Linked DNA regions of Mus musculus: region 2 is linked to region 1. Evidence: chromatin loops called from intact Hi-C (ENCODE). Cell type or tissue: heart. All regions are shown on one strand.

The links. Peaks named below come from ENCODE experiments on the same cell type or tissue, not always from the same donor. Only the 100,000 strongest peaks of a DNase experiment are listed, where the experiment ranks them.
Region 2: it touches region 1 in a loop (11-fold over the local background); 15 of 42 quality-filtered maps call a loop at or near these places.

Annotation. Positions count from the first base shown.
Region 1 is chr4:121,618,458-121,626,457 of GRCm38, forward strand. Gm12887 (predicted gene 12887) reads right to left here and starts at 3,668. Exons shown (of 4, transcript NM_001099309.1): 1 at 3,514-3,668. The coding sequence starts at 3,646. In heart, no CTCF peak of the experiment used is centred here; no DNase peak of the experiment used is centred here.
Region 2 is chr4:121,357,683-121,365,682 of GRCm38, forward strand. No RefSeq gene overlaps it. Among named protein-coding and RNA genes, the nearest start is that of Gm12888, 37 kb to the left of the region's middle. In heart, no CTCF peak of the experiment used is centred here; no DNase peak of the experiment used is centred here.

The sequences.
Region 1 (8,000 bases):
CTAACCAGTACCCCCAGAGATGCATATGTAGCAGAAGATGGCCCAGTCAGCCATCATTGAGAAGAGAGGCCCCTTGGTCTTGCAAATTTTATATGCCCCAATACAGGGGCAGGCCTGCACCAAGAAATAAAATCGAGGTGGGTGGGTGAGCAGGGTGTGTGAAGGATATAGGCCAATCTTGGTATAGCATTTGAAATGTAAATTAGGAAAATAGCTAATAAAAATATTGAAAAAATATCAGTCTCAAACTATTTTGTTAAAATGGATACCAATATTCACTTAACTAATTTCAATGATCAGTTTCCAGGCTGCTCATAACCGACCTATGTACATGTGGTATGATGAACTGCTATCTACTTTTATGGTGGTAGCATAATTTTGTTGTTATTGGTGTTTTGTTATTGTTATCAGTTTTTCATATGGGGTATCATCCAATACTGTGGAGAAACTCACAAGAATCTTACTAGCAACTGAATAATCCACATTTGCCTTGAAATTGCAGGCATCTACCTCTTTCTGGGGTCATAGATTTGAGCCATCAGACTTGGCTTGTTTCCTTCTTCAGGGAACATTTCTCAGTGGCTTCCAGGACATTGAGCTCTCCTGACCTTCCTACACCCCACAGGCAGTTCCCTCACTGTCTCTGTCCTGGGCTGTGTTTTGGTTGGCCATTCCTTCTCAAGAAACTGAGGTGTCCCTACTCCTGGCATAGTCACTCCTGGGATGACTTCACCCTGTGACAGGACTTTAAGTAAGCCCCAGACCAGTAGATCTGAACTCGATGTCTCACCTGTGCAAACACCTCTGTAGCACTGGCCAGTTGTGTAAAAAGGGAATCAGATTGAATGATTTGTAAATTGGGGGTGCCATCACATGCCACATCCCAGTACACCACAGGTGGGACAATGGTTTCCTGTGTTCACTTAGCCTAGAATACACACCAGTGAGCCTGGCTTTAAAACACAGTGCTCTTCCCCCAGAAAATACAATGATCTGGTGATAGTGGTACCTTTTTCTGCAACCCTACATCTTGGAAAGCACAAGAGGAGCAAGATTCCAAGGTTACCTTTAGAACTTTGGACTTGGGGCACCTGTATTGGCAGCACTAAGAAGGCAGATGCTAGGGAATCACGGGATTTGAGGCTAGCCTGGACTACATAGTGAGATCCAGGAAAGCTGTGGCTACACAGTGAGACCTTGCCTTAAAATAAAATTGCAAATTTAAATAAAATAGAGAGAAAGTAAAAAAGGAATTCTATACTATATATCAAGATAAAGGACAACCCATGCTATATGAGACACTGTCTACAAAAACTAAGTTAGCCAGGCATATGATGTTAAACCCAACAATTTGGAAGTAGGAGATCAAGGGAATCCTTGGCTACACAGAGAATTCTAGGTTACCTCAGGCTATATGGAATTAAAGAAGACCATAGCCAAGTTGTAGTGTCACAAATGAGTAAAGACTTGCACTACCAAGCATAATGTTCTGAGTTCAATCCCTGGGATCCATATGTGATAATGAAAGAATTGACTCAAGAGAAATGTTCTCTGATTCTTTCATGTGTTGAAATGTGTCACACATGCACAAACACACACACACACACACACACACACACACACACACAAACAGGGAGAGAGAGAGAGAGAGAGAGAGAGAGAGAGAGAGAGAGAGAGAGAGAGAATGTCTCAGTTGTGCTCACCCTCCAAGCTACCCAACCTTGGTAAAAAACTTCACTTTCAAATTGTTTCAACCAAAAAACTGTGGTATCATCTCTCCCCCTTCACCTCTCAGTCCATATCTAAACCCTTGTTGCCACTCTCAAATGTGTTAAAGTCCCACCACTTAACCACACTTCATGTTACCAAACACCTGTCACTGTACAGCTCTGAGTTACTTGCATCTCTGGAGTTTAAGGTCTGAAGTGTCCCCTTGCAGCTCCTGTGACATCTACAATCTTTTCTTAACACAGCAACTACAACAGAAATGAGGACACTTGTGGGACAAGACAGACATGTTCTCATACCTTTAATCCATCAATCCTGACACTATACAGTCTCTCTCTTCCCTTTCTTTAGTTCCTGGAATGTACCTGGCCCTTATTCCTTTTCAGCTATCATAGGAGGAAAAAGTAAATCAACTGCCTAGCAACAGGGGTAAATCCAGGGATTCTCCAGGACCAACAGGCCACTAAGCTTAATGTTATATGGGGAATCTCCTTGAGAAGATTTTTGAAGAGAATGAACCTTCACAGCTAATAAGCCCGAGTCTATCAAGAAACATGAGAAAACACCTGTTGTCCCTGTTGACAAGCATCAGACTTCTTTGTGATCTCATTCGACTGTCCCTCAATCCCTTTAATTTTAATGAGGTCTTCTCTCCAGAGATCACAGCCACAGCTTTGTTTCAGTGATCAATGGAAGGGCCTGCATGGCCATGTATTGTCACAGATAGAACAACACTTACATTTTATTATAATTTTAACTGTACATGACCTAGTCTCATGTAGCTTTGGCTGACCTTCCATTCAAGGTGAAGAACAGGCAGGCCTCAAATTTATAGAGATCCTCCTGCCTCTGCCTCCTGAGTGCTGAGGAATTACTTTCCTAAACTAGCTCTATTCAGGCTCTAACTACCACCATGGCCTTAGAACAATTATTTAAAATGTAAAGCAGGCACATTCTGCTACCCATCTCCTCACAAGTTCCAGGTCCAATTCTGAGTTCTTACACTAGTCTTAAAAGCCCCAGCAGGTGTGTCCAGTCTCTCTCCTCTTGATCCCTCTGCTCCCTCTATGACTCATTTGGACACATATGGTCATGGTCTTTCCATTTGCTGTTCCTTTGACTACACATCCATATGGTATCTTCCCTCATCCACTTCAGCTCTGCTCAGTTTTCATTCTTGCGTGAATCCTGCCCTAATTTGTTCAGAAGAAGCACAAGCTTACACCTCAGGCTCAATCTTCTTCCAGGCTTTATGTTGGTTTTGACATGTTTCCCTACTTCTTTATATGTTTCCCCTCCTTTCTTTTCCTCCTATGATAGGTGAAAAGGTATAAGGCCCAGGCACATTTCAGGAACTGTACAAAGGGAGGAGAGCTACTGTATAGAATCAGGATTTATGGATTAAAGTTCCAGAAGGATGAAGACCACTTAATGCTCAGGTGTAGTAGATGCTATGAAGTAACTGTGTGAAGGATATGCAGGTGCCCAGTAGATCTCTATTCAGATGTGAAGGAATGAAAGCCTGAGTGAGCTGCCCTGAGGGAGCTCTGCATGGACAAGATGACCTGTGAAACACTGCAGGCTGATGTCTCAGCTGCTAGGATTTTAATAAAGACAACATATACAGCTCTTCCTGAGGGCTCAGAAAAGGCATATGGACCCCTTCCCTTCATTGTAGAGCACCCTCAAATACCAATTCCTGGCCCTTCCAGCTTTGGCTTTGCAGATATGAATCCACAACAGGAGGGGAGTTGCCTGCCATGTGCCAATATATTCCTTACTCACCTACTTGAATCTTGATCACTGGATGTTGTGGGACTGATTCTGACTCAGGGTCCAGAGCCACAGGCAACTCGGCATCACAACACCAAGACAGAAGACAGACAGAAAGGATCCACAGGGAGCAAGGTAACACCATCTTAGCTCAGTGACATCAATGAGTGCTTGTGTCCCTGACTGGCAATCAGGGTACCTTGCAGAGTTTGAGGTGACCACGCCCCTTCAGGGCAGGTGCCACAGCCTGAGCATTCCCTGAAGCAAAACCAACTTGACTGGTATGTATTTTGTTCTTAGAACAGACTGGAAAGCTGCTCTTCTGTCCTCTAAGGACTTTATATGATGCTTCCATTTTATAAGTAAAGATTTCAATATGGCTATTTTAGGGTCCTGAAGGAATTGAACTGTGCCTCTTTCTCTCATATGTGTCTCAGCACAGAAGAGCTGTCTAAATGATTTTTGCTCTTATTTATTTATTTTGTACCCCTCTAAATAGAAGAACTATAATTTTGCCCCAGGACGAATACCCCTTTCATCAAAATTAATCCTTACCATAAAGGATGCTACACTGCATCATTTGAAATCCTCCTTAGAAACAGCTCCTGGACCTCCACTCCAAACAGTCATATGGCCATCATTCCCCTTTACCTGCTTGGACCAGTTTGGCCCTGGTTTGGATAGAGTGACATAGTTCCCATCCCTGCAACAGGGCCCTGTGTAAGCCTTTGAGAATGTCAATGGCTACTGTAGGCAAAAGGCTTGTTTTTAATGATATGCATATTTTGTGGTCCCACTATCAGTGAAGGACTCTTTCTTTCCAAGGAATATCCTTCCTGTTAATGTTAATGACTCCATGATGGCCACAAACAGTGCATGTCCAGGAACTGAGGGTGCGGTGATATCTCAGCAAAATGGTAAATGTTGTAACCTTCAGGACTGCCCTTAAGGCTATGGAAAAGAACCCTAGAAACATATATTTGAAAATAATTTCTCAACTAAGCAAAAAATAAGGAAGCAAAATGAATTTTATGAGGGGCTTCATGAATCTAAAATAAAAAAAGCAGCCATGTGGTAAATCAACTTGTTAGGCAATTACTAGGAAAAAGATAAAGAGATAAAAGGGAGTGTTGCTCACAGGAGATCCCACATTTTTTTTCTGTTGTTTATGATTCCAAAAGAAGAAAGATTCCTGAGTTCAACATCAGCCTGGGACAGTGCAAGGTTTGGGTCAGACATGTTAGAAATGTTAATTTCAGGGTAGGATCCCACCCAACTATCCTATAGTCTGTGTTTAACAAAGTCATATAGAACTCCAAATTCTTTTAAAACATATATATATATATATATATATATATATATATATATATATATATATATATTTGCTGTCTCCTCGTCATGGGACGCTGTTTCATAAGAAAATCAAAAGGAAAACCTGGGGTAAATGACTGCAGTGATATGTATCATAAGAGACGGGCACTGTGTTTTGCAGTAGATGAGGTACCCAGAGAATCTTTTTAGGAACTGTTTGGAGACAAGACACACAGGCATGCATGCAGACATGTACGCACACAAGCACACACACATGCACGCAAGCATGGCATGGACAGAGAGATCTTTTTGATTAGCAAGCAAACATCATATAGACAGAGAAACCTCCTGATAGAAAGTAGAACATAGAGAGAAGCAGACCTGAAAAGCTGGATCAAGCAGAACACAGGTCATCAGCTTGGATTCACAATTTCATTTCACGCCATTTTTTTTTTTTTTTGGTGATCCCAAACCCCTCTTTTCTCAGAACCTCTCTCAAAGCAGAGGGTGGTCCTTGGAAACAGACCAATAGGACCTAGGTCACACATAATATAGAAATCTCAGATGACCAAGATGGGACTAAATGATCCCCAACATGAAACCTAACCTTAACACTTTTCCCTCTTCCCTTGCCCACTGCTACCTCCTCATTCTGGATGACCTGAAACTAACCACATTGACAGGCATATCTTAACACATCAAATGCACAGAGATCCATCTACCTCATCCTCATGAATACTTGTTTCACCACCACACCTAGCTTCTAAACTGACACTTTAAAACACCTTATATTTTGGCCACTCCTTAGCCTAAGAACCTGGATCCTTTCCTTTGGTGTATATCAGGCCCATGACCTTTGCCTCTGCTTCTCCTTTGACCACACATTCATATGGCAAATTCCCTCATCCTCTAAGCTCTGCTCAGTTGTCTAGGTGAATCCTGCCCTAACCTTACTCTCTCCATGCACAAGCTTACACCTCAGACTCTATCTTTTTTCCGGGCTTAGTGCATGTTTTTAGTGCACCCGCACTGTCTGACATGTTTCCCTTATTTCTGTAGATTTTGTTTCATCACTGGGAGGCATGTTCCATGAAGATGAGGAATTCAGTCTGTTTCCCACTCAGGTGTAGTGGGTGCTGGGGGGTAACTGTGTGGAGGACATTCAGGTGCCTGGTAGATCTCTATTCAGGTGTGCTGGGGAAAAAGCCTAGCTCTCCAGGAGCAGGGTGGCTTGAGTTTTAGATGCTTCAGGCGATGCACAGCTGCTAGTATTTTGACAGATAGCATAAACACCAGGAGTGCACAGCTTTCTTGGGAAATGATCAAAAACACATGATGCTTCCCTTCTGGTGCCAAGTAGCCTCCAAATCTCAAATGCTTTATAGAACTTGCTCTTCAGAATTGAACCAATTTGGTGAAAGGAAGTGGGCCCCCTGCTCTGTGCCCATCTACTCCTCACTCACCTAAATTATGCCAAAATACTAGAGTTATTGGACCTGAATCTGATGGTGGCTCCAGACTCTCCTGCACCAAGGCATTCTAACAGCAGGAGAGAAAGACAGACTGACAGGAGACATAGGGATCTAGGTAACTCCACCCTAGCTCAGTTAGTCAACAAACTCTTGTGTCCTCAGGAGTTAATCCAGTTGCCTTTCTTGGGCCCAAGTAAACACACCCTTGCTGGACACCAGAATCTGAGCATTCCCTACATCCATCCATTGGTGACGTTTATTTATTTTGAGCTTACAATGCAGTAGAAGCTGCTCTTAACAAAACTGGTAAGGTTGAGGGCTACTCCCTGCCCACCTCTACCTGCTCTGGAATAAGTGACCATGTCATCCCACTGAGGGTGACCATGACAATCAGTCACCTAGGGAAAACAGCTAGAGTGCTTCCCCATGCAAATAGAGCATCCTTAGCCTCTCACAATGAGCCAATGGGAAGCATGAACTCCTGAATCCCACCCTACCCTTCAATTTTTATAAAGTTCCTGTCCACGTGGAATAATACACACATGTGTTTTCGCTGAGGATCACGTGAGAGTGTACATTTTATTGGTGTGGGCAGGTAAAACATCTCTGTCTCTCTTTTGTGAGTTTTAAGACTTCATTTTCCCCTACTTGATCAAAACCTGTGGGCCTGGGTAACAGAGTTTTTCCATGGAGATCCCTGGCCAGGCCTGGTGCAAGAGTTTTGGTGAAGGGAAGCAAGTATGGGCAGGGAGACAAATTTTCTGCCATGCTTTCCAGGTCTCTCAGTAACACTAAGCCACTCTGCACTGAGTTGGGTTGGGTTGGGCTGGGCTGAAGAGAAGCTGTCTATCCAGTGAGGAGTGCAGCGAACCACAGGTGGAGCTTTGGGAAAGAAGTTCTCTTCCCACGTGTGACAGCTCTTGGAACAAAGGACTCAGACGATGGGATAGAGTAGTTCTTGCACACCTTCAATTCCCTGGATAGGATTTATATACAGTTTTGTGGGTGATTCAGGGATCAACAGCAGGTACCTCTCATTGCCTTGGACTAAGAGCTTGGGGGAAACCTTTATTTGCATGTGGCAAGGCTTGGTGCTACTCCTAAGTGACTGATATCCACACACCGCTCCTGCAGGGGCTGTGGGGCGGTAACTTCGACAGGAGTCAGGGATGCAGGAGACATGATCAAACACCTTCCTTCCTACGTAGGTGGAAATTACCACCTATCGGGACCCTGGGGTTCTAGACCTTTACTTCACTGGAGACTAAGATGTCTGTGTGCAGCCCAGTGCCCCACAAATCCCCCTTTTTCTTTTCATAAGGGAGAGGTGTCACCAGAATAACTGTCTCCTATGTAGAGAACAGTCTGATACTGAACCATGATCTGATTGGTAGTGATTTTTGCAAGGATACTCATCTGCTGCTTTGAAAACTGAATGAGACAGGGTGTCAAGAGAAGCCAGACTCCAATGGCTAGTATAGGGCCATGGAGGGGAAGAACTCAGACTATCATGGGGTTAGAATACCAAAGGCTAGGGGTGTTTGGAGTATAGAGTGCCTGGAGGTTCTTTCAGAGTTCTTTGAGCATTTGTATATCTTCTTTTACCAGCCCAGATTCATTGACATAAAAGCGACATTTCTCCCTCAGCAAAACACAAGTCCCTTCTTGTTCAGTAGTCAGTAAGTCCAGGCTCTCTGGTTTTGGAGAGCAACTCCT
Region 2 (8,000 bases), 260 kb before region 1:
CCATGTACTTAATAGATGTCAGACATTTGTTGATTCTCAATTTTACAGCACAAGCCATTGCTTTTCTATTCAGGAATTTTTCCCCTGTACCCATATCTTTCATGATTTTCCCTACTTTCTCCATTATAAGTTTCCGAGTCTCTGGTTTAATGTGGAGTTCCTTAATCCACTTAGATTTGACCTTAGTACAAGGAGATAGGAATGGATCAATTTGCATTCTTCTACATGATAACCACCAAATGTGCCAGCACCATTCGTTGAAAATGCTGTCTTTTTTTCACTGGATGGTTTTGGATCCCTTGTCAAGGATCAAGTGACCACAGATCTGTGGGTTCATTTCTGGGTCCTCAATTCTATTCCATTGGTCTACTTGTCTGTCACTATACCAGTACCATGCAGTTTTTAATCACAATTGCTCTGTAGTACAGCTTTAGGTCAGGCATGGTGATTCCACCAGAGGGTCTTTTATCCTTGAGGAGAGTTTTTGCTATCCTAGGTTTTTGTTATTCCAGATGAATTTTCAGATTGCCCTTTCTAATTCATTGAAAAATTGAGTTGGAATTTTGATGGGGATTGCGTTGAATCTGTAGATTGCTTTCGGCAAGATAGCCATTTTTACTATATTGTTCCTGCCAATCCATGAGCATAGGAGATCTTTCCATCTTCTGAGATCTTCTTTAATTTCTTTCTTCAGAGACTTGAAGTTCTTATCATACAGATCTTTCACTTCCTTAGTTAAAGTCACGCCAATGTATTTTATATTATTTGTGACTATTGAGAAGGGTGTTGTTTCCCTAATTTCTTTCTCAGCCTGTTTATCGTTTGTGTACAGAAAGGTCATTGACTTGTTTTAGTTAATTTTATATCCAGCTACTTCATTGAAGCTGTTTATCAGTTTTAGGAGTTTTCTGGTAGAACTTTTAGGGTCATTTATATATACTAACATATCATCTGCAAAAAGTGATATTTTGACTTCTTCCTTTCCAATTTTTATCCCCTTGATCTCCTTTTGTTGTCGAATTGCTCTGTCTAGGACTTCAAGTACATTGTTGAATAGGGAGGGAGTAAGTGTGCAGCTTTGTATAGTCCCTGATTTTAGTGGGATTGCTTCCAGCTTCTCACCATTTAATTTGATGTTATCTACTGGTTTGGTCTAGATTGCTTCTATCATGTTTAGGTATGGGCCTTGAATTCCTGATGTTTCTACGACTTTTATCTTGAATGGGTGTTGGATTTTGTCAAATACTTTCTCTGCGTCCAATGAGATGATCTTGTGGTTTTTGTCTTTGAGTTTTTTATATACTGGATTACGTTGATGGATTTCCAAATACTGAACCATCTGTGCATCCCTGGGATGAAACCTACTTGGTCAGTATGGATGTTTGTTTTGTTGTGTTCTTGGATTCGGTTAGTGAGAAATTTATTGAGTATTTTTGCATGGATATTCATAAGGGAAATTGGTTTGAAGTTCTCTACCTTTGTTGGGTCTTTCTGTGGTTTAGGTATCAGAGTAATTGTGGCTTCAAAGAATGAGTTGGGTAGAGTACTTTCTTTGACTGTTGTGTTGATGTTCTCTATGGAATCTTCTGCACCTGAGATTCTCTCTTCCATTTCTTGTATTCTGTTGCTGATGCTCGCATCTATGGTTCCAGATCTCTTTCCTAGGGTTTCTATCTCCAGCGTTGCCTCGCTTTGGGTTTTCTTTATTGTGTCTACTTCCCTTTTTAGTTCTAGTATGGTTTTGTTCATTTCCATCACCTGTTTGGATGTGTTTTCCTGTTTTTCTTTAAGGACTTCTACCTGTTTGGTTGTGTTTTCCTGCTTTTCTTTAAGGGCCTGTAACTCTTTAGCAGTGCTCTCCTGTAATTCTTTAAGTGACTTATGAAAGTCCTTCTTGATGTCCTCTATCATCATCATGAGAATTGTTTTTAAATCTGGGTCTAGATTTTCGGTCGTGTTGGGGTGCCCAGGACTAGGTGGGGTGGGAGTGCTGCGTTCTGATGATGGTGAGTTGTCTTGATTTCTGTTAGTAGGATTCTTACGTTTGCCTTTCGCCATCTGGTAATCTCTGAGGATAGCTGTTATAGTTGTCTCTGGTAAGAGCTTGTTTTTCAGGTGACTCTGTTAGCCTCTATAAGCAGACCTGGGAGGCTAGCTCTCTCCTTAGTTTCAGTGGGCAGAGTATTCTCTGCAGGCAAGCTCTCTTCTTGCAGGGAAGGTCCCCAAATATCTGGTGTTCGAACCTGCCTCCTGGCAGAAGTTGTGTTCCACTCACTAGAGGTCTTAGGCTCCCGTGGAGAATCCCGTGTGGGCCCTTGCGGGTGTCGGGCGACTCCGCTGGCAAGGTACCCCGGTGCTTGAGTGGGGCGGAAGGGACTTGTGCCCCAGGTCAGGCCCAAGTAGTCTGCTTCCCTATTTACCACAGTCTCAGGTTCTGCGCGATTGGATTGGGGCAGACGCTGTGTTCCAGTCACCAGAGGTCTTAGGATCCCGTGGGGAATCCTGTGTGGGCCCTTGCGGGTGTCGGGCGTCTCCGCTGGCAAGGTACCCCGGTGCTGGAGTGGGGCGGAAGGGACTTGTCCAAAATGAATTTTATAAGGGGCTTCATGAATCTAAAGTAAAAAAAGTAGCCATGTGCTAGGTCAACTGTTCAGGCAATTACTAGGAAAAAGATAAAGAGATTAAGGGAGTGTTGCTCACAGGAGATCCCACCCAGCTAAGTGGTTTTCTTTCTTTCTCTCTCTTTCTCTCTCTCTTTCTTTCTTTCTTTCTTTCTTTCTTTCTTTCTTTGTTTCTTTCTTTTTTTTTTTTTTGCTGTTGTTTATGTTTCCAAAAGAAGAAAGATTCCTGAGTTCAGTAACAGCCAGGAACAGTGCAAGGTTACGGTCTGGCATGTTAGAAATGTTAATTTCCGATTAGGATCCCACCTAACTATCTTACAGTCTGTGCTTAGCAAAGTCATATAGAAATCTGAATTCTTTTATATCACACACACACACACACACACACACACACACACACACACACACACAGCCTTTGAGCCTGGCTTTAATAAGCATGGTATCTGAAAGAGCTTGGAACCAGCTGTCCACATTCAAGGACTTTAGTTCCTCCTTGTGGTTTACTTTAAAGAACTCAACAATGTTCACCCTCAAATCATGTTGACAAGATGAATACCAACCTTCTAATGGCTAATTCTAATATCAGTTCCCATAACTGATGTGTACATGTTGTTCTGCCAGGATCCATTCAAGGGGAAGCTGAAAACAAGCAGGTGATCTTCCTGAGATGGATCCACCTGAGATTAAAATCTATGACAGGTTTGCTCCTTAAGCCAAGGCCCAGAACAAATTCACTTTAGAAAATCTTCCTGCTATTAATATATGTTTCCTGTTTTCATATTTGTATATATATATATATTTGTATGTATATATATTTGTATGTATACATATATTTGTATGTATATATATATATATATATTTGTATGTATATATATATATATCAATAGGTATTAGTTCAACCTTATGAACAAATCTGAGTAGAACTATGAAGAAATACTGTCTTGTAGTGATGTTACATAGACAAATAGTTGATTCCATAATTCTTAATGATTATTTTATCAGAATTCTTAAAATTATAGTAATTATGAAGCTCTTTTATAAAAAGATTGCTATCAAATCTTTCCTGATGTCAAAATTGCAATTAGAACTCTGCCAATCTTCAGGTGTCATGAGTTATTTGCTTCTGAGATAGTAAGCAGGATTTCTCCAACTTAAAACATTCTAAGAGGTTTTAAAACCATTAACCAAAGGTCAAAGGAAGGGAACTAACAATTTACTATAGGTGCAAGGACAGAAGATAAAATATTAACTGGGTTTATCTATACAAACGTTACTAATAACATAGTCACAAAAAGTTAGTGTTTTCAACTTTTCATGAAACTGTAGAGCTGTGACAGATGATAAATGTTTAGCCAGACAATTATTCCCTTTTTAATTTAATTTTATTTGTAATTAATTCTTTACACTCCACATTCCATTCCCTGCCCCTCACCATCTATCCTCTGAGTGCACCATATCCCACACCTCTTCTGAACCCCACCCCATCTCCACGTGGATGCTCCCACCTGTCACCACACCTGACCTCTAAACTGGGATGTAGGAATGTGACGGCACACACAATTTACAATTCAGTCTATCTGATTCCCTTTTTACACAACTGGCCAGTGCTACAGAGGTGTTTGCACAGGTGAGAAATTGAGTTCAGATCCACTGGTCTGGGGCCAATGTAAAGTCCTGTCACAGGGTGAAATCATCCCAGGAGTGAATGTGCCAGGACTAGGTACACCTCAGCTTCTGGAGAAATGGCCAACTAAAAAGTAGCCAAGGACAGAGACAGAGAGGGAACTTCCTGAGGAGTGGATGGAGGTCAGGGGAGCTCAGTTTCCTGGAAGCCACTGAAGAAATGTTCACTGAAGAAGGAAACAAGCCAAGTCTGATGGCTCAAACCTATGGTCCTAGGAAGAGGTAGATGCTTGCAAGTTCAAAGCAAGTGTGGATTATGTAGTCACGAGTAAGATTCTTGTGGGTTTCTCCACAGTATTGAATGATACCACACAGGAAAACTAATAACAACAACAATAACAACAAAAATTATACTACCACCATAAAAATAGATACCAGTTCCTCATACCACATGTACATAGGTTGGTTATGAGCAGCCTAGAAACTGATCATTGGAATTAGTCAAGTGAAGATTGGTGTCCATTTTAACAAAAGTTTGAGACTGATTTTTTTTTTCAGTTTTTTATTAGATATTTTCCTCACTTAAATTTCAGATGCTATCTCGAAACTCCCCTATACCCTTCACAGGCCCTGCTCCCCTACCCACCCGCTCCTATTTCTTTGTCCATAGCTTTCCCTGTATTGGGGCATATAAAGTTTGTAAGACCAATGGGCCTCTCTTCCCAATGATGGCCAACTGGGCCATCTTCTGGTACATATGCAGCTAGAGACATGAGCTCTCGGGGTTCTGGTCAGTTCATATTCTTGTTCAACCTATAGGGTTGCAGACCCCTTCAGCTTCTTGGGTACTTTTTCTAGCTCCTACATTTGGGGCCCTGTGTTCCATCCAATAGATGACTATGAGCATCCACTTCTGTATTTGCCAGCCACTGGCATAGCCTCATTAGAGACAGCTATATCAGGGTCCTTTCAGCAAAATCTGGCTGGCATATGCAATAGTATCTGCTTTTAGTGGCTGATTATGGAATGGATCCCCAGGTAGGACAGTCTCTGGATGGTCCATCCTTTCATTTCAATTCTAACTTTTGTCTCTGTACCTCGTTCCATGGGTATTTTGTTCACTATTCTAAGGAGGAGTGAAGTATCCACATTTTGGTCTTCCTTCTTCTTGATTTACTTGAGTTTTGCAAATTGTATCTTGGGTATTCTATGTTTCTGGGCTAATATCCACTTATTAGTGAGTGCAAGATACATAGGGAAGACAAGGTCTGTGTCTTCAGGAAAGAGTCATGCTGATATCTGTGTTTCTGCAACCTGCTAGGTAGCTGTGCTTACATCTGTTCTATTCCTATTGCTGTTAGGACCTGCAGAGTCTCCTAGTCATGGGATGCTGATTCATAAGAAAAAAACCCTGGAGTAAATGACTGCAGTGATATGTATCATAAGAGACTGGCACTGTGTTTTGCAGTAGATGAGGTACCCAGAGGATCTTTTTAGGAACTGCTTGGAAAAGAGACACACAGGCATCCATGCAAGCATGTATGCACACAAGCACACACACATGCATACCAGCATGGCATGGACAGAGAGATCTTTTAGAGTAGCAAGGAAGCAGAATATAGACAGAGAAACCTCATTATAGAAAGTAGAACATAGAGAGAAGCAGACCTGAAAAGCTGGATGAAGCAGAACACAGGTCAACAGCATGGATTCACAATTTGATTTCACGTCATATATTTTGGTGATCCCAAACACCTCTTTTCTCAGAACCCCTCTTCAAGCAGAGGCTGGTCCTTGTAACAGACCAATAGGACCTAGATCACAAATATTCTAGAAATCTCAGATGACCAAGATGGTACTAAATGATCCCCAACATGAAACCTAATCTCAACACTTTTCCCTCTTCCCTTGTCACCTGCTCTCTCCTCATTATGGATGACCTGAAACAAACCATGTTGACAGGCTCACCTTAACACATCAAATTCACAGAGATCCATATCCCTCCTCCTCATGAATACTTGGTTCACCACCACACATAGCTTCTAATCTGACACTTAAAAACATCTCATATTTTGTCTACTCCTTAGTCTAAGAACCTGGATCCTTTTCTTTGGTGTATATCAGGCCCATGACCTTGCCTCTGCTTCTCCTTTGACCACACATTCATATGGCAAATTCCCTCATCCTCTAAGCTCTGCTCAGTTGTCTAGGTGAATCCTGTCCTAACCTTACTCTCTCCATGCACAAGCTTACACTTCAGGCTCTATCTTTTTCCAGGCTTTGTGCATGTTTTTAGCGCACCCTCACCGTCTGACATGTTTCCCTTATTTCTGTACATTTTGTTTCATCACTGGGAGGCATGTTCCTCAAAGATGAGGAATTCAGTCTGTTTCCCACTCAGGTGTAGTGGGTGCTGGGAGGAACTGCATGGAGGACATGCAGGTGCCTGGTAGATCTCTATTCAGGCGTGATGGAAAAAAAAACCTGAAAGCACTGCCCAGGTCTCCAGGGGAAAGGCTGGCCAGAGTGATATATGATTCAGGCGATTTCACAGCTGCTAGTATTTTGACAGACAGCATAAACACCAGGAGTGCACAGCTTTCCTGGGAAATGATCAAAAACACATGGATGCTTCTGGTGGTTCCAGACTCTCCTTCACCAAGGCATTGTAACAGCAGGAGATAAGACAGACTGACAGGAGTCATAGGGATCTAGGTAACTCCACCCTAGCTCAGTTAGTCAACAAACTCTTGTGTCCCCAGGAGTTAATCCAGTTGCCTTTCTTGGGCCCAAGTAAACACACCCTTGCTAGACACCAGAATCTGAGAATTCCCTGCAGCCATCCATTGGTGACATGTACTTATTTTGAGCTTTCAATGCAGTAGAAGCTGCTCTTAACAAAACTGGTAAGGTTGAGGGCCACTCCCTGCCTACCTCTACCTGCTCTGGAATATGTGACCATGTCATCTCACTGAGGGTGACCATGACAATCAGTCACCTAGGGAAAACAGATAGAGTACATCCCCATGCAAATAGAGCATCCTTAGCCTCTCACAATGAGCCAATGAGAAGCACATACTCCTGAATCTCACCCTACCCTTCAATGTTTATAAAGTTCCTGTCCACGTGGAATAATACACACAAGTGTTTTCACTGAGGATCACTTAAGAGTGTACGTTTTATTGGTGTGGGCAGGTCAAACCTCTCTGCTCCTCTTTTGTGAGCTTTAAGAGTTCATTTTTCCCTACTTGATCAAAACCTGTGGGCCTGGGTAACAGAGTTTTTTTCCACGGAGATCCCTGGCCAGACCTGGTGCAAGGGTTTTGGTGAAGGGAAGCAAGTACGGGCAGGGAGACGAAGTCTCTGCCATGCTTTCCAGGTCACTCGGTAACTCTGAGCCACTCTGCACTGAGTTGGGTTGGGTTGGGCTGGGCTGAAGAGAAGCTGACTATCTAGTGAGGAGTGCAGTGAACCACAGGTGCTGCTTTGGGAAAGAAGTTCTCTTCCCATTTCTTACATCTCTTGGAACAAAGGAATCAGAGGATGGGATAGAGTAGTTCTTGCACACCTTTTATTCCCTGGGTAGGATTTATATGCAGTTTTGGAGTGATTCAGGGTTCAAAAGCAGGTACCTCTCATTGTCTTGGACTGAGAGCTTGGGGGAAACCTTATTTGCATGTGGGAAGGCTTGGTGCTGCTCCTAAATGAATGATAGCCACATACCTCTCCTGCAGGAGCTGTGGGGCGGGAACGTCC